Linked DNA regions of Homo sapiens: region 1 is linked to region 2. Evidence: read pairs that join two places in POLR2A ChIA-PET (ENCODE). Cell type or tissue: HepG2. All regions are shown on one strand. Each heading gives the region's core, and the rest is flanking DNA. Links, peaks and the distances in the headings are about the cores only. Region 1 overlaps TM4SF5 (transmembrane 4 L six family member 5). Region 2 overlaps ARRB2 (arrestin beta 2).

The links. Peaks named below come from ENCODE experiments on the same cell type or tissue, not always from the same donor. Only the 100,000 strongest peaks of a DNase experiment are listed, where the experiment ranks them.
Region 1: POLR2A ChIA-PET joins it to region 2 with 16 read pairs; 20 of 35 experiments call an interaction of 5 or more read pairs at or near these places.

Annotation. Positions count from the first base shown.
Region 1 is chr17:4,773,296-4,785,466 of GRCh38, reverse strand. It overlaps TM4SF5 (transmembrane 4 L six family member 5), which reads right to left. Exons shown (of 5, transcript NM_003963.3): 2 at 4,598-4,678; 3 at 2,828-2,964; 4 at 2,430-2,613; 5 at 2,256-2,353. The coding sequence ends at 2,339. VMO1 (vitelline membrane outer layer 1 homolog) reads left to right here. Exons shown (of 3, transcript NM_182566.3): 3 at 1-182. The coding sequence ends at 105. Among named protein-coding and RNA genes, the nearest start is that of VMO1, 7.0 kb to the left of the region's middle. In HepG2, for the core only: no CTCF peak of the experiment used is centred there; a DNase peak (open chromatin) is centred at 6,866.
Region 2 is chr17:4,717,254-4,728,265 of GRCh38, reverse strand. ARRB2 (arrestin beta 2) reads right to left here. Exons shown (of 15, transcript NM_004313.4): 6 at 10,990-11,012; 7 at 10,514-10,581; 8 at 10,243-10,378; 9 at 9,921-10,005; 10 at 9,582-9,654; 11 at 8,846-8,983; 12 at 7,967-8,050; 13 at 7,794-7,873; 14 at 7,626-7,680; 15 at 6,769-7,320. The coding sequence ends at 7,227. Among named protein-coding and RNA genes, the nearest start is that of MED11, 8.7 kb to the left of the region's middle. RefSeq lists a silencer at 2,345-2,545 and enhancers at 8,815-10,014, 10,549-10,718. In HepG2, for the core only: no CTCF peak of the experiment used is centred there; DNase peaks (open chromatin) are centred at 6,585 and 7,285.

The DNA.
Region 1 (12,171 bases), core at 2,396-10,395, 57 kb before region 2:
TGCCCCAAGGGCGCGTGCGGCCTGCAGACCAAGATCCAGGGACCTAGAGGCCTCGGCGATGACACTGCGCTGAACGACGCGCGCTTATTCTGCTGCCGCAGTTGAACGGCGCCGCCGCCGCCGCTCTCTCCCGGGCCAGGAGGCTAGTCCCACCTCTTGCTATTAAAGCTTCTCTGAGTTGACTTTGGTCTCGCCTGTTTATTTCATTTATTTATTTATTAATTTATTTATTTGAGACGGAGTATCGCTCTGTCCCCCAGGCTGGAGTGCAGTGGCTCACTCGGCTCACTGCAAGCTCTGCCTCCCGGGTTCACGCCGTTCTCCTGCCTCAGCCTCCCGAGTAGCTGGGACTACAGGCGCCCGCCACTACGCCCGGCTAATTTTTTTTTTTTTTTTTTGTATTTTTAGTAGAGACGGGGTTTCACCGTGTTAGCCAGGATGGTCTCGATCTCCTGACCTCATGATCCGCCCACCTTGGCCTCCCAAAGTGCTGGGATTACAGGCGTGAGACACCATGCCCGGCTGGTCTCGCCTGTTTAAGGGATGGGGAACTGAGTCTCCTTTTCCCCTCCTAACTTAGCATTAGGTGAGGCATACATTTGGATTTGGTCTCAGGGGTCTATGGTAGATTGCTGAAAAGTTATGGACTCGAGAAAAACGCACTTAAACAGATAATTTTCAGACAAGTGATGGAAGTCTGGCTTTTTTTTTTTTTTTTTTTTTTGGAGTCTCACTCTGTCACTCAGGCTGGAGTGCAGTGGTATGATCTTGGCTCACTGCAACTTCCACCTCCTGGGTTCAAACGATTCTTCTGCCTCAGCCTCCTGAGTAGTTGGGACTACTGGTACCCACCACCATGCCCAGCTAATTTTTGTATTTTTAGTAGAGATGGAGTTTCCCCATGTTGGCCAAGCTGGTCTCAAACTCCTGACCTCAAGTGATCCACTGGCTTCAGCCTTCCAAAGTTTTGGGATTACCGGCTTGCACCATCGTGCGGGCCCAGGAAGTCTGGCTTTCTGAGAGAGTCTGCAGACACCCTGCCCCCATTAGGTGCCTAGGTTGTCTCCTTTCTGAACCAGTGACCTAAGATTAAGAAAATTCTACCAAATTATGGCCAGATGTGGTGGCTCACAGCTGTAATCTCAGCACTCTGGGAGGCTGAGGTGGGTGGATTGTTTAAGCTCAGCAGTTGGAGACCAGCCTGGGCAACATGGTGAAATCCCCTCTCTACAAAAAGTACAAAAATTAGCAGGGGTATGGTGGTGTGCGCCTGTAGTCCCAGCTACTCAGGAGGCAGAGGCAGGAGGATTGCTTTAGCCCAGGAGGTGGAGGCTGCAATGAGCCGAGATCGTGCCACTGCACTCCAGCCTGAGTGACAAAGTGAGACCCTGTCAAAAAAAGCAAAAAAAAAAAATTCTATCAAATTAGGAGGTGACAAGGCCACAATGGCTTTACAGTTCCATTTTCTAGAGCTTAAGAGGTTACAGTGTCTTTTCCATAGTTTTCATTATTTTCTCCTACAGAACTGATCCCTGTTTAGGATCTTTGTCCTTGCTGTTCTCTCTGCCTATAATCCCCCAAATATCCAGATGGTTAGCAAGCCTTCCTGATCTTAGCTCAAATTTCATTTTCTCAAATTTTCCCTGTCATAAAAGAGAGTCTCTCCATAAGTCAATATCAATCCCATTACCAACATGCTTTTAAAAAGTGCTTATCGGCCACGCACGGTGGCTCAAGCCTGTAATCCCAATACTTTGGGAGCCTGAAGTGGGAGGATTACTTTTGCTCAGGAGTTCGAGACCAGCCTGGGCAACCTCGTCTCTACAAAAAATACAAAAAAGTTAGCAAGGCATGGTGGCATATGCCTATGGTCCCAGCTACTTGGGAGGCTGAGACGGGAGGATTGCTTGAGCCCAGGAGGTGGAGGATGCAGTGAACCGAGATCGTACCACGGCCTTCCAGCCTGAGTGACAGCGAGACCCTGTCAAAAAAAAAAAAAAAAAGTGCTTATTACCTATTGAAATAATTTTTTGCTTCTTTTAAAAATTGCCTATCTTCCACTCTTGGAATGCCAAGTTCTTTGAGAGAATAAAACTTGTCTGTCTTGTTTACCGTCCTTATTTCCAGCGCAACCAAATAGCTCAGTATCTATTCGTTAAGAAAGTACAAGTGGGGTGCAGGGGCCCCAAAGGCCAGGTGTATCCGTAGCCTCTCGCACACTCCTCCTTACAGAAGGCACAATCTCAGACAGAGAAGAGAGCGCAAAGCAGTTTATTCTAGCGAGCAAGGGAGTGAGCGTCCAGGAAGGAGCAGGTGTAACCCGGCGGTCAGTGGAGCCTCAGTGAGGTGTGTCCTGCGGAAAAGAGAAGGTGAGAACGCAGCCAGGACCAGGCAGGTTCCCTCTACAACTCCACCGCAAGAAATTTCACCTGTTTTTTCCTGCAATCGCCGCAGAAGACACCAATGGTCGCGTTCACCAGCTGGATCCCACACAGTACTATCTCCAGGCAGGAGGCGGCCACCAGCAGCGAGAAGAGCGTCACATTCCAGGGGACCACGCGAGGGGGCGCCTCGCACCGATCCCATAGAGTGCGGTTGAGCAAGTAAGCTCCCCTGTGGGAGGGGTGAGGCCACGTGGGAGAAGGCAGCGTGCGCGTGCGCCACCCCGCCCCCAAGAATACGTCCCAGGGGATTTGCTAAGGCCCAGGTAGCCCACGTGGAGCGAGTGCCCTCGAAGTCGAGTCCCGCCCAGGTGTCCCAGTCCACGGGGGAAGGGCGGGAGGGAAGAGGCAGAGAATGGAGGACACGAATACAGGCTAAACCTTACGCGGTGTCTTCGAAGTGGTAGCCCCACTCGCCGTTCATTAAGCATCTGGGTCCATTTCGGAGCCCAGCTCCAGACACCGAGAGGCAGTAGATGGCACCAAGCACCCCGAACGCCGAGGAGAAGACCGAGCGCAGCATCTGGATGTGGTGTGGAAGGGGAGGTAAGGCCCAATCTCCCCACCTGTGGGTGACGACGCTCAGCGCCAGCCCCCACGCATTATCGAAATCTGCTCCAGTCGGGTTGTTAAAATGTATTTTTTAATGCCGGGCGCGGTGGCTCACCCCTGTAATCTCAGCACTTTGGGAGGCTGAGGCGGGTGGATCTCCTGAGGTCGAGAGTTCAAGACCAGCCTGGCCAACATGGAGAAACCTTGTCTTTACTGAAAATACAAAAATTAGCCGGGTGTGGTGGCACATGCCCGAGGCTGAGGCAGGAGAATAGCTTGAACATGGGAGGCGGAGGTTGCAATGAGCCGAGATCGCACCACTGCACTCCAGCCTGGGCGACAGAGCCAGACCCCGTCTCAAAAAGAAAAAAAAAAAAAAAAATTAGAAATTCGGACTCTGTTTCTGCACCTGTCCTTGCAGAACCACAGCACTCTCTATGGAATTCCTAGCTACACAAGCTCCTCTGCGGACTCCCAGGCCCCACCCCACCCTTCCCTGGCACCCACAAATCTCAGATCTCAATGATCCTGAGGGGTAGGCGGGTGAAGGGGAGAGGGGGGAACTACAACCCCAGTGAATCTCGGCGGCCGCTGGCTTTCAGGTTAGCCTAACTGCAAGCCCGGGGTTTGAAGGGAAATTTATTTTAAACCTGACTCGAGGCTGGGCACGATATCTCACACCTGTAATCCCAGCACTTTGGGAGGCCAAGGGGGGCAGATCGCCTGAGGCCAGGAGTTTCAGACCACTCTGGCCAACAGTGAAACCCCGTCTCTACTAAAAATATAAAAATTAGCTGGGTGTGGTGGCAGGCGCCTGTAATCCCAGCTACTTGGGAGGCTGGAAGAACAAGAATGGCTTGAACTAGGGAGGCGGAAGCTGCAGTGAGCCAAGATCGTGCCACTGTACTCCAGCCTGGGTGACAGACCAAGACTATGTCTAAAATAAATAAGATAAATAAATGTAAAATAAAATAAAAATACATTTTTTTTGAGGCGGAGTTTTGCTCTTGTTGCCCAGGCTGGAATGCAATGGCACAATCTTGGCTCACCGTAATCTCCTGCCTCAGCCTCCTGAGTAGCTGGGATTACAGGCGCCCACCACCACACCAGGCTAATTTCTGTATCTTTTCTTTTCTTTTTTTTGAGACAGAGTTTCACTCTTGTTGCCCAGGCTGGAGTGCAATGGTGTGATCTCGGCCCATTGCAACCTCTGCCTCCAGGGTTCAAGTGATTTTCCTGCCTCAGCCTCCTGAGTAGCTGGGATTACAGGTGCCCGCCACCACGCCTGGCTAATTTCTGTATCTTTTCTCTTCTTTTTTTTTTTTTTTTTTTTTTTTTAAATCACTGCTTACTGCAGCCTGGACCTCCTGGGCTCAAGCGGCCCTCCCACCTCAGCCTCCCAAGTAGCCGAGATTGCAGGTGCTTGCCACCACGCCCGGCTAATTTTTGTATTGTTAGTAGAGATAGGGATCTTGCCATGTTTCCTGGGCTGGTCTAGAACTCCTGGCTCAAGCCGTACTCCCACCTCAGCCTGCTAAAGTGTTGGGATTACAGGCATGAGACACCACCCCCAGCCCTGAATTCCTTCTTAATCTGGATCTTACCCTGCAGCGGTTTCCACAGCACCCAGCACCACAGCAGCCCTTGCCCCCTGCCCGAACGGCTGCAATCCCCGGACACAGTACCTGTGGGACAAGAGTCATTGTTATAGCACGTCCCCCCAGATCCTCCAGGCCTGACTTGCATCAGTGCCTACCTCCTTCAGGAAGCTGCCTGTGATGCCTTCAGCCCTTTGGACTGTAGAAGACCTTATCTCTACGTCTCCTGGAGCTGCTGGGCTTCACCTTACTTTATCCTTATTTACGTGCCTACCTTATCTCTGTCCAGATTGTGGCCTCTAGAGGGTAGGGCCCAATATCATTATTTTCCCCAATCTTGGCACATAGTAGGTGCCCTACTGAATGGAAATCAGGGAAACTACTTCACATGCTATGAATTGATTCATCTCTCAGGGTCTCAGTTTTGCCTGTATAAAATGGGTCTGGAAGATCTACCTCACAGGTCTGTTCTCAGGATTTAATGGGAGAACAAGCTGACTAGGTGTTAAGACTGGCTCAGAGGCCGGGCGCGGTGGTTCACGCCTGAAATCCCAGCATGTTGAGAGGCTGAGGCTGGTGGATCACCTGAGGTCGGAAGTTCAAGACCAGCCTGACCAACATGGAGAAACCCCAACTCTGCTAAAAATACAAAATTAGCCGGGCGTGGTGGCGCATGCCTATAATCTCAGCTACTCGGGGGGCTGAGGCAGGAGAATTACTTGAACCTGGGAGGTGGAGGTTGTGGTGAGCTGAGATCGTGCCACTGTACTCCAACCCGGGCAATAAGAGCGAAACTCCATCTCAAAAAAAAAAAAAAAAAAAGACCAGCTCAGAGTAACTCAATATTTATAAGTTCCCTCAGCAGCAGGAAGGGATAGAGGTGTTGGAGTGTCTGGTGAATTGGGATTACAGTAGAGTGTGGAAGAGTGCTAGTGGATGGTCTGATATGGAGTGTAGCATTTTCCAAGATTCAAGCCTTGGTCTTTTTTTCTCCCTGTGGCTTTCCTAACAATGCCCATCCCCTTTCAGGGAATCAGCTCTTCACTCTGCCAGAAGTTGCCTCCAAAACTGATGCCTCCAGATCCTATGTTCACTTGAATATCTTGGTTTTAGCTCAAATTCAACCAGCCTCACGCTCATCTCACAATATTCCTCAAATTCATCTCCCTTTGACTTTCTTGTCTCCATCAGTGGAAAAAATAACATCTACTAGGTCAGCCAGGCTGGAAAGCTTTAATCTTGCACCCAGAAAGACATCAAATTTTCTCAACTTTTACTTAAGTGGCTCCTGAATCTGTGAGTTCCTCCCCACATTGAATCCCTCATCACCTCCCATGAGGGTGTTCTCAGCCTCCCTATTACACTCTCATAGCTCTTGCCCCATGCCACCCTACACTCTATCCTCTATCAGGTTAAACATAGCTTTTTTTTTTCTTTCTTTCTTTTTGAAACAGGGTCTCACTCTGCCACCCAGGCTGGAATGCAGTGGCTTGATCGTGGCTGACTTTAGCCTTGACCTCCTGGGCTCAAGTGATCCTCCTGCCTCAGCCTCCTGAGTAGCTGGTATCGCAGGCATGCGTCATCATTCCCAGCTAATTAAAAAAAATTTTGTAGACATGGGGTCTTGCTATTTGCTCAGGCTGGTCTTGAACTCCTGGGCTCCTCCTGCCCTGGCCTACCAAATTGCTGGGATTACAGGTGTAAGTCACTGCATCTGGCCTAAACATAGCTTTCAACTGGTCTTTTCTCTGCTCAAATCCTTTAGGGTCTCTTCACAGAGAAGCCCATCAAGACTGAACTCTTTTTTTTTTTTTTTTTTTGAGACGGAGTCTCACTCTGTCACCAGGTTGGAGTACAGTGGTGTGATCTTGGCTCACTGCAACCTCCACCTCCCAGGTTCAAGTGATTCTCCTGCCTCAGCCTCCTGAGTAGCTGGGACTACATGCACATGCCACCACGCCGGGCTAATTTTTTGTATTTTTAGTAGAGACGGGGTTTCATCATGTTGGCCAGAATGGTCTTGATCTCCTGACCTCGTGATCCGCCTGCCTCAGCCTCCCAAAGTGCTGGGATTACAAGCGTGAGCCACCGCGCCTGGCCAAGACTTGTAACTTGAACGCCTAACTCTTGTAAGGCATTTAAGCCTCCTCATCTGGCTCCGTTACCTTTATCTTCGTTGCACCAGGTCAGGTTCTTTGCCTGTCTCCTATCTCTGGAATTCCACAGCTGTCTTGCTTCTTGCTTTCGTGTGTGTGTGTGTTTGCTTTTTGAGACAGGATCTCACTCTGTCATCCAGGCTGGAATGCAGTGGTGCAATCATGGCTCACTGCATCCTCAACCTCCTGGGCTCAAATGATCTTCTCACCTCGGCCTCCCGAGTAGCTGGGACTAAAGGTGCGGAACAACATGCCTGGCTAATTTTTTTGGAGAGTTCATGTCTTACCATGTTGCCTAGCTGATCTCGAACTCCTGGGCTCAAGCAATCCTCCTGCTTCAGCCTCCCAAATTGCTGGGATTACAGGCATGAGCCACTGTGCCTGGCTCCTCATGTGTCTTATCTGGCACATACCATCCAAGGCAGCATTTTGTGCTTCTCCAGGGAAAGGGCTGAGAGTTTCAGTTCTATTATATCATCCCCAGCAACCTCAGAGAAACACCTGCTCTCTCTTCTTCCTGTCTCATGGCAGGGCCAGGACCCATGCTGACACCTTACTTTACCTCCCTGGTTAGGTCACTTACTGGAGGCTTGTGGATCCAAACACACCTAGAATTGCCTTTTGGATTTACCAATTTTGAATGATCTACTTGTCTGAGGTTTCTGCTTTTGTTTGAGAGAGGGTCTCACACTGTTGCCCAGACTGGAGTGCAGTGGCATGATCATGGCTCACTGCAGCCTCGACCTCCTGGGCTCAAGTGATCCTCTCACCTTAGCATTAGAGTAGCTGGGATTACAGGCTTGTACCACCACACTCAGCTAATTTTTTCTTTTTTGAGACGAAGTTTTGCTCTTGTTGCCCAGGCTGGAGTGCAATGGCGCGATCTTGGCTCGCTGTAACCTCTGCCTCCCGTGTTCAGGTGATTCTCCTGCCTCAGCCTCCCGAGTAGCTGGGATTACATGCATGCGCCACCACGCCCTGCTAACTTTGTATTTTTAGTAGAGACAAAGTTTCTCCATGTTGGTCAGGCTGGTCTCAAACTCCTGACCTCAGCTGATCAGCCTGCTTCGGCCTCCCAAAGTGCTGGGATTACAGGTGTGAGCCACCGCACCTGGCCAGACCCAGCTAATTTTAAAATTTTTGTTGAGATAGAGTCTCACTATGTTGCCCAGGCTGGTCTTGAATGCTGGGACTCAAGCGATTCTCCTGCCTCCACCTCCCAAAGTGTTGGGATTTTACAGGCATGAGCCACCACACCTGGCCCTATTTGAGATTTTTACTCTTTTGATTAAAGTGTTTGCTTCCCTTTGTAGTATGTGCTTCTCTGTCTCATTCTTCACCATCTTTTTGTCTTAGTGAAAAGTGTCATCATAAATGAAGAAGAAAACACTGTGCTTATAGCCTGAATCAGCTCATATTTCTCCATTTCCATAGCCACTGGCCTAGTCCAAGCCACTCTCATCTCTCCTGGATGTCTTCCGTGACCTCAGTTTGGTCTTTTCTTTTTCTTTTTTTTTTTTTTTGAGATGGAGTCTTGCTCTGTCACCCAGGCTGGATTGCAGTGGCATGATCTCGGCTCACTGTAACCTCTGTCTGCTGGGTTCAGGAGATTCTCCTGCCTCAGCCTTCCGAGTAGCTGGGATTACAGGCATGCACCACCATGCCCTGCTAACTTTGTATTTTTAGTAGAGACGGGGTTTCGCCATGTTGGTCAGGCTGGTCTCGAACTCCTGACCTCATGATCCGCTGGCCTCGGCCTCCAAAAGTGCTGGGATTACAGGCTTGAGGCCCCACGCCCAGCTCAGTTTGGTCTTTTTCTGTATATATTGCAGACCTTCTACTACCCATTCTCCACACAGTGGTCAAAGGAGTCTTCTTCATTCCAGTGGCGTGTGGAGCAACCAGACCTCTCACACTAAGAACTACAGAAAACTGGCAATATCTATTAGCGCTGAATACTTGCATGTCTTAAGAATCAGCAGTTTTACTGCTAGGTTTTTATCCAATAGAAATGCACACGTATTTGTACCTAAATACATCTACAAGAATATTTATAGCAGCATTATTTGCAAAAAAACCAAACTGGGAATGATCCAGATCTCCTTCAACAGTAGAATGGGCCGGGCACAGTGGCTTATGCCTGTAATCCCAGTACTCTGGGAGGCCGAGGCAGGCGGATCACCTAAGGTTGGGAGTTCAAAACCAGCCTGACCAATATCGCGAAACCCCGTCTCTACTAAAAATACAAAAATTAACTGGGCACGGTGGCACATGCCTGTAATCCCAGCTACTCAGGAGGCTGAGGCAGGAGAATCATGTGAACCTGGGAGTCAGAGGTTGCAGTGAGCCGAGATGGCGCCATTGTACTCCAGCCTGGGTGACAGAGCGAGACTCTGTTTCAAAAAAAACAAAAAAGCAAAAAAGCAAAAAAACAAACAAACAAACAGTAGAATGTATAAATGAGGTATAGTCACATAATAGAATGTATAAGAAAAAAAGAAAACTACAGCTACACCTGATAATATGGGTGGCTCTCACAAACGTAATATGGAGCTAAAGAAGCCAGACACAGGCCAGGCGCGGTGGCTCACGCTCGTAATCCCAGCACTTGGGGAGGCCGAGGTGGGTGGATCACCTGAGGTCGGGAGTGCGAGACCAGCCTGACCAACATGGCGAAACCCCCATCTCTACTAAAGTAAATACAAAAATTAGCCAGGCGTGGTGGCTCATGCCTGTAACCCCAGCTACTCTGGAGGCTGAGGCATGAGAATCATTTGAACCTGGGAGGCGGAGGTTGCAGTGAGCTGAGATAGCGCCACTGCACTCCAGCCTGGGCAACAGCTCCGTCTCAAAAAAAAGCCAGACACATACTCTATCATTCCATTTGTGTAAAGTGCAAAATAAGCCAAACTCGTCTATGGGGTTAGAAGACAGAATAGTGGTTACGCTTGTTGGTGAAGTGATTCTGGGGTTCCGTGTGTGGTGAGAAGCATGTCTGGGCTTCTGGTAATGATCTGTTTCTTGACCTGGGCTCAGATGTGCTCACTTTGTAAAAGTTTGTTGAGCTGTGTACTAAGGATCTGGGTACTTGTCTGTGTGACTTAAATAAAAAGTTTTAAACCGTCAAAAAACAAAGTGCCAAAAGTCCTTCAATAGGGCATGGCGCGGTGGCTCACTCCTGTAATCCCAGCACTTTAGGAGGCCGAGGCGGGTGGATCACAAGGTCAGGAGATCGAGACCATCCTGGCTAACACGGTGAAACCCCATCTCTACTAAAAATACAAAAAAAAAAAATTTGCTGTGCGTGGTGGCGGGCGCCTGTAGTCCCAGCTACTCGGGAGGCTGAGGCAGGAGAATGGCGTGAACCCAAGAGGTGGAGCTTGTAGTGAACCGAGATCGCACCACTGCACTGCAGCCCGGGCGACACAGTGAGATTCCGTCTCAAAAAAAAAAAAAAGTCCTTCAATAGTTTTCTGTTGTACTTATAATAATAAAAATTCAAATGACTCCACTGTGGCTTTTCAGGGTGTTCCAGGCCTAGCCTCTGCCCTCCTCAGACCTCATCTCATTACATCTCACCTCACCGGCCACCTGTCTGATCCTCAGAAGTGTAGAGCTTGTTCCCACCTTAGGCTTTGTACTACCAGCCCCTAGTGTCTGCAACACTCACACCTTCTTCTTGTCATTTGGGTCTCAGTTCAGACATCACCTCATAGAGCCTGTCCCTGAAAATCCTATAAAAAGTGGCATCTGCTTTGCCTAGGAGCTCTTCATGCCAGCACCATTTCATTTTATTTTTATTTTTTACTTTTGAGACAGAGTTTCACTCTTGTTGCCCAGGCTGGAGTACAATGGTGCAATCTTGGTTCACTGCAACCTCCGCCTCTCGGGTTCAAGCAATTCTCCTGCCTCAGCTTCCTGAGTAGCTGGGACTACAGGCATGCGCCACCACGCCTGGCTAATTTTTGTATTTTTAGTAGAGACAGGATTTCTGCATGTTGGTCAGGCTGGTCGTGAACTCCTGACCTCGGTGATCCGCCTGCCTCAGCCTCCCAAAGTGCTGGGATTACAGGCATGAGCCACTGCGCCCGGCCGATGGTACCTACTTCTATCTGAAATTGCCTTGCCTAGTTCTATACTTCATTCAATGACTTTTTTATTTTTTATTTTCTTGAGACAAGGTCTTGCTCTGTTGCCCAGGCTGGAGTGCAGTGGCGCGTGGTCATAGCTCACTGCAATCTTTCATTTCTGGGCCCAAACTAGGACTACAGGCACACGCTGCCATTCCATGACTATTAATTGGGTGTCTGTTTAGTGCAAGGTGCTGGTCTAGCACTGGGTACATAGTGGCCAACAAAGCAGGCAGTGCTTGCTCTCGTGGGACTTCCAGCCTTGCTTCCGTGAGACTGGTGGCCTTACCAAAGGGAACACAAGCTTCAGGGAGAGCAGGAACCTGTCTGTGTCCCTGTGATATACAGCAGTGCTTATTTATTTGTTTATTTATGTATGAGATGGAGTCTTGCTCTGTCGCCCAGGCTGGAGCACAATGGCGCAATCTCGCCTCACTGCAACCTCTGCCTCCCGGGTTCTCCTGCCTCAGTCTCCCGAGTAGCTGGGATTACAGGCGCCCGCCACTATGCCTGGCTAATTTTTGTATATTTCTTTAAGTAGAGACGGGGTTTCACCATGTTGGCCAGGCTGGTCTTGAACTCCTGACCTCAGGTGATTGGCCCGCCTCGGCCTCCCAAAGTGTTGGGATTACAGGCGTAAGCCACCATGCCCACCGGGTGGTGCTTCTTGAGAGTGACTCTGGGCACAGAGGTGGAGGGAAGGCAGCTGTGAATGCATATTTGGGGAAGGCAGACTCAGGGAGCTCCGCTGAAGCAAGCTGGTTAGATGGGGCAGAGGAGTGTGGGGAGACAGGGGTGGTTCAGGTTGCAGAGGGAGCACCCCGTGACAATGGCTAAGTGTGTCAGCCTGAGAGGAGTGTGACTCTCAAAGAGAGTTGAGTTTAGAGCGATAGAGTAGAGTACAGCAGCCAAGAATCCATGCAGGAGGAGGGAGTAGAAGAAAAGATACTAGAGAGTAAGAGGGGATTGTTGGTTAAAGGAGAGGTATCCTCTTTTAGCAAATAGAGGTGTGACCAGCGAGGTGTGACCAGCAAAAGGGACCAAGGGGAGCTCTCCCCTGGAGAATGTCATTAGCCAACTGTCCTGAGAAGTGGGGAACTGTGCTGGGTAGATCTTTTGTCTTTATCGCATGAAGATATTAAACGAGGTTGACCATCCCAAAGTTTCCCTGAATGGGTGGAGAGTTGGAAGATGGGGGTTAGTAAATTGGGGAAATCTGTGTCTCCTTTTCCTCCACTTCTGACAGATCCTAGTCTTGGCCAGGCGTGGTGGCTCACATCTATAATTCTAGCAC
Region 2 (11,012 bases), core at 1,834-9,833:
GAGATAGGGCCTCTCTGTGTCACCCAGGCTAGAGTGCAGTGGCGCAATCATAGGTCATTGTAGTCCTGAACTCCTGGGCTCAAGTGATCTTCCTGTCTCAGCCTCCTGAGTAGCTGGGACTGCAGATGTGAGCCACCATGTCAAGCTAAGCACCCGCTCTTAAATGTGAGCAGAAAGCAAAAATTTCTAGGTATGTAAAGAAACTTTCTAACATGAAAGACAGAAACCAAAATAAAAAGGGGGAGGTGGGGACAACTGTTGAAGCTTTTAGGTAAGAGATAGTATAAAACATGATTGAATCCGAAAAAGCATCCTTGGCTGGGCATGGTGGCTTATGCCTGCAATCCCAGCACTTTTGGAGGTCGAGGCGGGAGGATCACTTGAGGTCAGGAGTTCAAGGCCAGGGTCGGTATAGAGCTTTTCATTCCAGAGTCAGGCTCTCAAGGTAATTGGCAGAGAGCAATGCCAACATTTTATTGAAAGTAGATGTTGTTGCTATTGTTTATGTGTCCAGTAGGGTTGGTCCTGAGGGAATTTAAATGATGGTGCTACATTTCTTGATCCCTTCCTCCACAAACATTATTTTCAGAAGACTAGAAGGTATCAGTAACACTGCAATTTGGAGCAAGACTCCATCTCAAAAACAAAACAAACAAACAAACAAAACACCCTTGAAAAATCAAACCATGAGGGAAGTAATGAAAAAAATCTGTCACACAAGCCAGGTGTGGTGGCTCATGCCTATAATCCCAGCACTTTGGGAGGCCGGGACTGGCGGATCACCTGAGGTTGGGAGTTGGAAACCATCCTGGCCAACATGGTGAAACCCCATCTCTACTAAAAATACAAAAATTAGCTGGGCGTGGTGGCACGCATCTGTAGTCCCAGCTACTCAGGAGGCTGAGACAAGAGAATCGCTTGAACATGGGAGGCGGAGGTTGCAGTGAGCTGAGATTGCACCATTGCACTCCAGCCTGGGCGACAGAGCGTGACCCTCTCTCAAAACAAAAAAAACAAACAAAAACAAAAATCATGAAGTTGCCAAATAAGCATGTTTAGAGATAGGGAGGTAAATGCCAAAATAAACATCTAAAGGTGGTGAAAGTAGGCCAGGTGTAGCCTGAGCAACGTGAGGATACTCCATCTCTACAAAAAATAAAAAAACTGGCCGGGCGCGGTGGCTCACGCCTGTCATCCCAACACTTTGGGAAGCCACGGTGGGTGGATCACCTGAGGTCAGGAGTTCAAGACCAACCTGGCCAACATGGTGAAACCCCGTCTCTACTAAAAATATAAAAACTAGCTGGGCATGGTGGTGGACACCTGTAATCCCAGCTACTCGGGAGGCTGAGGCAGGAGAATTGCTTGAACCTAGCAGACGGAGGTTGCAGTGAGCCGACACAGTGCCACTGCACTCCAGCCTTGGCGACAGAGTGAGACTCTGTCTCAAAAAAACAAATTAATAAAATAATCAAAAAAGTTAAAAAAACTAGCTGGGCATGGTGGCTTGCACCTGTAGTCCCAGTTACTTGGGAGGCTGAGGTGGGAGGATCTCTTCAGCCTGGGGCATCGAGGAGGCTGCAGTAAGCTGTGATCATGCCAAGGGTGACAGAGCAAGACCCTGTCTCAAAAAAAAGGTGGTGAAAGTAGTTGCCTCTGAGGAGGAGGAAATTAGAGTGGGAAGGGTCTGCTTTTTATTGTAATAGGTCTTGTAGTACTATCTGATTCTTTATATGTATATATAACTTTGAAAACAAAAAGTAAAGAAAGAATGAAGAGTGAGAGAGGGCTGGGTGCAGTAGCTCATGCCTGTAATCCCAGCACTTTGGGAGTCCGAGGCGGGCGGATCATGAGGTCAAGAGTTCGAGACCAGCCTGGCCAACATGGTGAAACCCTGTATCTACTAAAAATACAAAAATTAGCTGGGTATGGTGGTGGGTGCCTGTAATCCAAGCTACTCAGGAGGCTGAAGCTGGAGAATCACTTGAACCCAGGAGGCGGAGGTTACAGTGAGCTGAGATCTCACCATTGCACTCCAGCCTGGGTGACAAGAGCGAAAATCTGTCTCAAAAAACAAAACAAAACAAAACCAAAGAAGAGAGGAAATAAAAAAGAGACGTAAGTGTAGAGGAGAGTGTTTTGTTTGGTTTGTCCTTTCCTTCTTCCTCTTTTTTTTCTTCCTCCCTCCTCTTTCCTTAAATGGAATAGACTTATGTGGGCTTATTTACCATGGAGGAAGAGCCATAGACACAGGTAGGAGAGGGGTGTGGTTTGGTGAATCAAGGTCTCAATGGAGGTGGGAGGACAGCAATCTGAGCACAGGTGGAGGGATTAGCTTTGAACTGGAGAAGGCATCTTAACCTTGGTTGTGTAGGAGAATTGGTGTAGATGTCACTGTTTGTCAGTAGGAGGTGGGAAATTGAAATTATTCATCCTTCATTGCCTAATCTCTGTGAAAAACAGAAGTCACTTTGAGCATGAGGAAGGTAGAAAATTAGTGCGTAGGTAGCTGGGCGTGGTGGCTCACGCCTGTAATCCTACCACTTTGGGAGGCTGAGGCGGGCAGATCACCTGAGGTCAGGAGTTTGAGACCAGCCTGGCCAACGTGGTGAAACCTCGTCTCTACTAAAAATACAAAAATTAGCCAGGCATGGTGGCGGGCGCCTGTAATCCCAGCTACTTGGGAGGCCGAGGTGGGAGAATCGCTTGAACCGGGGAGGCAGAGATTGCAGTGAGCCAAGGTCGTGCCATTGTACTCCAGCCTGGACAACAAGAGTGAAACTCCACCTTAAAAAAAAAAAAAAAAGAATTAGTGCATAGGATGGGAGCAGGAGAGGGAGGTAACCAGGGACATGGAGAGAGACAAAAGCTTATCGGGTGTTGGGGGCCCACCTTGGGTTAGAGACCATATATTTTTAGCAGCCCCAGATTCATACCTAGTGTCTGGTACCTAGAATGAGTTCAAAAAAGTTTGTTGGCCAGGCGCGGTGGCTGATGCCTGTAATCCCAGCACTTTGGGAGGCTGAGGCAGGTGGATCACATGAGGCCAGGAGTTCGAGACCAGCCTGGCCAACGTGGTGAAACCCCATCTTTACTAAAAAATACAAAAATTAGCCAGGTGGGGTGGCGGGCACCTGTAATCCCAGCTACTCAGGAGGCTGAGGCAGGAGAATCGCTTGAACCCGGGAGGCGGAGGTTGTGGTGAGTCGAGATTGGGCCACTGCATTGTAGCGTGGGTGACACAGCGAGAACTCTGTCTCAAAAACAAAATGTGTTGAATGAACAAGCAAGTGGTTGTATGAGCACCAACCCCTGTGTTCAGAGCAGAGAAGGGAGATAGTTGGATGGATCCAGGCTGTGGATTGAGAACAGGATTGTGAATGGAGGGTGGAGTGTGCTGATGAGATAGGGGTTGATATGGTGACCTTGAAGTATAGGCTGGAAAGAAAAGGAAGTGTCAAGTAGTGAGAAAACAGAAGGGCCAAAAGCTTTGTGACAAAACACCCAATCAGCTGGTTTTTTTGTTTGTTTGTTTGTTTTTGAGACGGAGTCTCGCTCTGTCACCCAGCCTGGAGTGCAGTGGCACCATCTCGGCTCACTGCAAGCTCCACCTCCCGGGTTCACACCATTCTCTTGCTCAGCCTCCCGAGTAGCTGGGACTACAGGCACCCGCCACCCCGCCTGGCTAATTTTTTGTATTTTTAGTAGAGACGGGGTTTCACCGTGTTAGCAGGATGGTCTCGATCTCCTGACTTTGTGATCCGCCTGCCTCGGCCTCCCAAAGTGCTGGGATTACAGGCATGAGCCACCGCGCCTGGCCATAAGCTGTTTTTTTTTTTTTTTTTTTTTTTTTTGTGTGGCTATTATAACTGACTACATGAAAATAAATATAAAAAATTTTCCTAGTGTATGAACCTAAAAAGCAAAAAGAATTTTTTTTTTTTTCTGAGATGGAGTTTTGTTCTTGTTGCCCAGGCTGGAGTGCAGTGGCACAATCTCAGCTCACTGCAACCTCCACCTCCAGGGTTCAAGTGATTCTCCTGCCTCAGCCTCCCGAGTAGCTGGGATTACTGGCGCCCGCCACCATGCTCAGCTAATTTTTTGTATTTTTAGTAGAGACGGGGTGTCACTATGTTGGCCAGGCTGTTCTCGAACTCCTGACCTCAGGCGATCCACCCGCCTCGGCTTCCCAAAGTGCTGGGATTACAAATCACAGGTGTGAGCCACTGCGCCCGGCCTTAAGAAAGACAATTTAAAAAAATTTATCTGTTATTGAAAATACAGGAAGCCAAATGTTTGGAAGTAGACAGAGGGGATTGTTGTACAACATTGTGAGTATACTAAATGCCATTGAATTAGACTATTTATTTATTTATTGAGAGAGAGTTTTGCTCTTGTCGCCCAGGCTGGAGTGCAATGGCGAGACCTTGGCTCTATAAAAATACAAAAATTAGCCAGGCATGGTGGCACGTGCCTGTAATCCCAGCTACTCGGGAGGCTGAGGCAGGAGAACGGCTTGAACCCGGGAGGCGGAGGTTGCAGTGAGCTGAGATTGCGCCATTCCACTCCAGCCTGGGTGACAAAGTGAGACTCCATCTCAAAAAAAGATAATAATAAATAAGTTAATTAAATAAATAAAAAGGGCAGTTTCTCAAAGTGTGTACTAATTAAAAATCCGGATTTTTGGATTCTTCTTGGGACCTTGTGACTCAGAATCGGGAAAGGTGGAGCCCAACTCTGGATTTTTACCATGGCACCCCGAGGGTTCTGATTCTCCTGAAAAAAATTTGAGATCGGCCAGGCGCGGTGGCTCACGCCTGTAATCCCAGCACTTTGGGGGGCCAAGGTGGGCGGATCAGGAGGTCAGGAGTTCGAGACCAGCCTGGCCAGTATGGCGAAACCTTGTCTTTACTAAAAATACAAAAATTAGCCAGGCGTGGTGGCGTGTGCCTGTAGTCCCAGTTACTCGGGAAGCTGAGGCAGAAGAATTGCTTGAACCTGGGAGGCAGAGGTTGCAGTGAGCCAAGATAGCACCATTGCATTCCAGCCTGGGTGAGAAAGCAAGACTCCATCTCAAAAAAAAAAAAAAAAAAATTGAGATACCTGGGCTTAGAGGTCAAGGAGCAGGTGCACGGGAGTCGGAGGGATGCTGGAGATGGTATTAGGCGGGATGGTTCTTCCGTTCTTCCGCATGAGAAAGTCCAGGTTCTGCAGGGGAGGCTGCCGCCGTGGCGGGGTAAGCAAGGTCACGGGCCTTTTGGCAGTACTTAAAGCTTGTGGGTAAATGGCGATTTAACTAGAAGTCACGAGTCATAACATAGACTAAAGGCCTGTGCGAGCTGTCCCCATCTGGCTCAGCAGCCAGAAGGAACTACTTTGCCTCTGGCTGTCTCTGTCCCAGTCTCTCTGGCCTCTTTAGGTCCCAGATGTGTTGTTTCCTCCTGCCTTCACACGACACTGCCATTGCCCAGAATGCTCATCCCTGGACGGTCCCCGAACTCCCCTCATCTTTCACTTCTCTGCTTAAAGGTCACTTTCTCAGGGAAATCTTCCCCAAACCCAACCTAGCTCAGAACTCCCTGTCACGCGTTCTCCTGGCTCCAGTACTTCTCCTCTGAAGCAAAGATATTGTAGTTAAATAACTAGGGAGGCCTGGCGCGGTGGCTCACACCTGTAATCCCAGCACTTTGGGAGGCCGAGGCGGGTGGACCACTTGAGGTGAGGAGTTTGAGAACAGCCTGACCAACATGGCGAAACCCCATCTCCACTAAAAATACAAAAATTAGCCGGGAGTTGTGGCGGGCGCCTGTAATCCCAGCTACTCCGGAGGCTGAGGCAGGAGAATCACTTGTACCTGGGAGGCGGAGGTTACAGTGAGCCGAGATGGCACCATTGCACTCCAGCCTGGACGACAGAGCAAGACTCTGTCTCAAAAGAAAAAAAAAAAAAAGGGAATGAATTAATGTGTTTTTGTTGTTGTTGTTGTTGTTGTACTGCTATACTATGCCTGGTACTTTGTAGGGACTCAAATCCAGATTGTTTGTGGAATGCATGAAGGAGCTTTAGGAGAAAGATTGGGCTTCAGGAGTGGAAGCAGATGATGGAGGTGAGAAATGTTCGTGGAGTGATGCTACCTCCCTCCAGCCCAGCCTGGGGCTTCGGTCAAGCCTCAGGGAGTCCCTGATGAATATCCCATGAACAGCACTAAGATGTGGTCCCTAGGACAGGGGCCCACGGCAGCATGACGTTCTTGCTGCCCAAGCCTCAGCTTCTGTGTTAGAATGTAGGTACCAGACTCCAGAGACGTCACGTGGCTTGTCTGGTGAGGCCTGCGGTTGTGGCACCGCTGAGCCACAGGAGCAGATGGCTCGAGCAGCCATAAGGAGCAGTGGAAATGAACGCGACTCGGTCACAACAGGTCACAGGTGGTCATGTGCGTCGGCCGCAACAGGGAAGGGCCTGCCCTGGCTAGCTCCCGTGAGCATCTGTGTGCAGGCGAGTTAGTTTAGTTACTGTGACCTCTAGAAATGACTAAGTTCACTTTGTGGCCTTATCAAGCCTCACCCTTGAGTTTGGACTAAGTCAAGTTTTGATGTTTACCCTGGAACACAGCCACAGCACAGTCATCCAATAAACATTTGCTGATAGCCTCCGTGTCAGGTGGCTTTTGGGTGCAGAAGAGAGACTGGGTCCTCCCCCACAAGCTAACAGAATCATGGATAAGCACACCATACACTCTCTAAACACTACAGAGAAAACACACACTCATGCTTAGTAAAAGATTTATTTTCTTCTTTATGCTCAGAAACAAAGAAACGGCCTTGTCCCCAAAGGGTCTCCTCTTGAAGGAATGGGGGCAGAGAGAGTGATAATGGGAGGTGTTGGTGTGAGGTTGAGAGTAGGAGTTTTGTCTCCCCCTTTCCCTCCTGTCACTCCTCTTTTCACTGTCCCCTTCCAGAAAATTTAGGTATGAACACAGCTTGCCACCCACGGCGGGGCTGGAGAAGCAGAGCTGCAGTCAAAAAATTAATGCCCACATTCAGCAAGAGAGGGTCCAGTGTGTATCTTGGGGGGATGGGGGAGAGAGTGTGAAGGGATTGGTTGAAGAAGCTTCCAGGTGAGGGGAAGGGAAGAGGGGCTGGGACAATCCCCCATTGACAGTGGGGATCTTAATCCTGCCCTCACCTCTCCCAACCCCATCCCCTCCCTTCTTCCCACCCCGCTTCCTAGCAGAGTTGATCATCATAGTCGTCATCCTTCATCCCCTTCAGCCGAAGCCGGGCAAAGTCCTCAAACACAATGTCATCATCTGTGGCATAGCTTGGTGGTGGGAAAGAGGGTTGTGAGGTGAGGGCTTCTGACTCTTGTCCCAGCCTCCCACTCCCTGCCCTCCCCGAAGCTAGGCCTCTGGGACAGAGGCGTTCGAACAGCAGTGGGACCAGAGGTATTTACAGGAAGGGACAAAGAAAAGGCAGCAAGAGGCAGCCTCACAAGGCTAAGGCATCTTGATTTGATGCTACAATCCGCTTCTCCCCACCAAAAGCAAGGAAGAGGTATGAGGGCAGATTTGAATGTTATAGGAATCTTTGTCCCAAGAGGGTCAAGTAGGGGAATGAGTTTCTTACTTGGTATCAAATTCAATGAGGTTGGTGTCCACAGGGACATCTGTCTCCGGAGCGGCTGGGGGGACGGGAAGAGGGGGTGTGGGGGTGGGTGCTGGAAGGGCCAGTTTTCCTCCACTGGCCCTGCTTCAGGCCCTCCCTCTGAGGGCTTGGGGTGGGTAGTGTGCTCACCTGACTGGGGTCTGGGGAGGGGGATGTGGTCGTGGGGCTTGGGGTGCATAAGAACAAAAGGCAGCTCCACAGAGACATCCCTGGGGAAGGGGAGAGGCATCGTGAAGAGGACGACGACATGGGACTAGAGAGAGCCAGTGTGACCCCCACCCAGGCTCCCCCATGACACTCACCCGCCTCGAGACACCACCAGCTTCACCTTGACCCTGTAGGACACCAGGATTCCCAGCACCTCCTTGTTGGCACCCTCCTTCACGCTGCAATTGAGGGTGTTGGAGTCAGACCAGGGCCTATCACCCTGTCACCTGGCCCACCGTGGGGTTCCCACGGGGACTCTGGGCAGGACCACAAACTCGCACAGGCCCCCAGGGCCCCAGCAGCCCAGGCCGTGCGGTTATGGTACAGTGCGCACTGCACTCCCTGCTCAGAGCCTCCTTGGCTCCTCTCCAGGAAAAGCTGACGTCCTTCTCCGCTAACAGCCTTGCACCGTCTGGCTCTCCATTAGCCCCTGACCTCACCTCCTCCTCCTCTCCTGGTACTTAGTTCTTCTCCCTAAGTTGCCCTCCGGGCCTGCTGTGTGTGGCTGTGCAGTGAGAACCCTGAACAAAGGCATCCGGAGAGGTGAAATCCAGCCCTTTGTGAAGCTGGGGACCTCCAGGGCTGCTCCTGCCCGAGGGCACGATGGCACCTCCCCATTCCTCCAACACCCCAGGCTGCCCCACCTCTGAGTCTTTGTTTTCTCTCTGCCCAGAACCCTCCTTTCCTGCTCACCCACATTGCTTACTTCCGCTGGGTCCTTACTCCGAATTCACCTTCGCACCTCACTGCCCCCCATCCCTTCCTTCTCTGCCTGGCTTTTTCTCCTTCATACTTGTCACTAAACCTGCTGTACAGTGACCACTGATCAGATTTGGCTATCCTCCCTCCCCTAGAATGTAAGAGTTCTTTTTGTCTCTTCTGTTCACTGATACATCCCTGGCACACTAGGATAGAGCACTGAACCGACGTCTGGCCCCTGGCCTGCAGGGGACCCGCCCCAGCCCCACCCTCACATGGTGCTGGAAGCCAGGTTGGTGTCCTCGTGCTTGAGTTTCCCATCCAGGGCGAGACCCCGCTTCTCCCGGTTGTCGCTGAGCAGTGGGGTTATGGTGTACACCTTACAGAATGTGGAGCTGGGAGATACCTGGTCACTGGGGGTGGGGACAAGAGAACAAGATGCTTAGGGGCGCTGGGCTGGGCAAGGGGCGGCCTATGACCCCCAAGCAGCATCTCCCCCTCACTAGTCCCTTGTTTCTTTGGGCACAGGTCACAAGGGAGTAGGTTTTGGCTCAACGTGCTCAAGAAAATTAACAGCCTGGAGCCTGGCTGTGGAGGGAATACCCTTTTAAGTGAAGATGGTGGCCGGTCGCGGCGGCTCACGCCTGTAATCCCAGCACTTTGAGAGGCCGCGACGGGTGGGTCACTTGAGGTCAGGGGTTCGCAACTAGCTTGGCCAACATGGTGAAACCTCGTCTCTATTAAAAATAAGCCGGGTATGGTGGTGCATGCCTGTAGTCCCAGCTACGTGGGAGGCTGAGGCAGGAGAATCGCTTGAACCCGGGAGGTGGAGGTTGCAGTGAGCAGAGGTTGCCCCATTGCACTCCAGGCTGGGCAACAAGAGCAAAAACTCCATCTCAAAAAAAAAAAAAAAGGTGGAGATGGCTCAGGAAGAATTCTTCCTCCACCTCACATTCTCCTGATCCTGCTCTTCTCCCCTAGATTGGAACATGGGTCTCTCCCGATACTCACTCTTGTTCGAGTTGAGCCACAGGACACTTGTACTGGGCGGTGCTGAAGAGGCAGATGTCGGCGTACTGTCTCACTGTGGGGTGGGACGGGGTCAGGCAGCTCTGGATGGAGCACAAGCCACCACCACACCACAACTCCAGACCCCGTGGCGTGGCCCCCCCATGCTCCCCACTGAAGCAGTAAACACCGAGGCTCCCCGTATCATTATGGAACAACCTAAATTCTTTGAGCCCTGGTGGGTCTCCCGCACTGGGAAATGGCCTGGGCTGAGATCACACCAGGAGCCACCTGTGCAGTAACGCCCTCCCCGAAGACCCCCTTCCAAACCCCACCTCCTACCAGAGACTTTGATCTTCTTGACGGTCTTGGTGGAGTTGTTGGTGACGTGGACATTTACATTGAGGGGCTCCCCATGGTAGTACAGCTTTTGGGGGGAGGGGGTCATGTGAATTGGAACTGGTTTTCACTGTTCCCATCATCAGTGTGTCCCCAAACACAGACACATTGTTCTGGCCCCCTCCCCTCAAACCCAAGCCCACGGCAACTGTCCACACCCAGCCAAGGCAACCTCCTTTACAAATGTCCTCTTGATGTGTGGCTTCGCCCCTCCCCCAGGGTCTAAACTGCACCGTGGCATCCGTGTCACCCTCTCACGCCCCACCTCCTTGTCCAGGGAAGCCTCGAGGTGCAGGGACCGGTCAGACATGAGGAAGTGGCGTGTGGTTTCGGCTGAAGGCTGGGGGCCGGGTTTCTCCGGGGCGAACTGCACCTTTCGGATCACCAGCCGCACAGAGTTCCTGGGATCAGAGTAGGGGCAGGAGGGGTCATTCCTCACACACCCCAACCCTACTCCTCCCCCGCACGGGGCCTGGGCTCCTGGAAGCGGGGAGGAAAGCCTCCTCTTACACCACAGAGGAGGTCACTTCCCTTACCTTTTGTGGCTTTTCTCTTCTAGTGATTTAGCACAGAAGGCTCGAATCTCAAAGTCTACGCCGCAGGCCTCGGGGAGGGGAGAAAAGGCCACATCTTACCGGAGGCTCCCGCCACCATCACTGCCCTTTCTTCCTCCCCCTTCCCTCCTCTCGGGCAGGGACTCTTGCCTCATTGTGGTCTCACGACCCTGGGGACTAAGTCTTCTTCCTCTCCAAAGCCCAGAACCTGGCAGAGGCTTGGTCATGGTAGTGCAAGGGGAGCCCCCATCCCCAGATCCATGCGGGTCCACAGAGCAGGAGGCAGTGTCATGCGTGCACAATGACCACCACATACGCCCCACTTCCACGGGGGACACTGGCCTACCCTCGGCCCCACCCTGGCATCTCGACAGTTCACCCTCTGGCTCAGCTGTGCCTCCAGGCTCCTGCTGGCCCATGTCCTGCCCTAGGAGCCCTCAGAGCTGTTCCTCCCGTACCTTTCCTGTATCCTCTGGGCCTG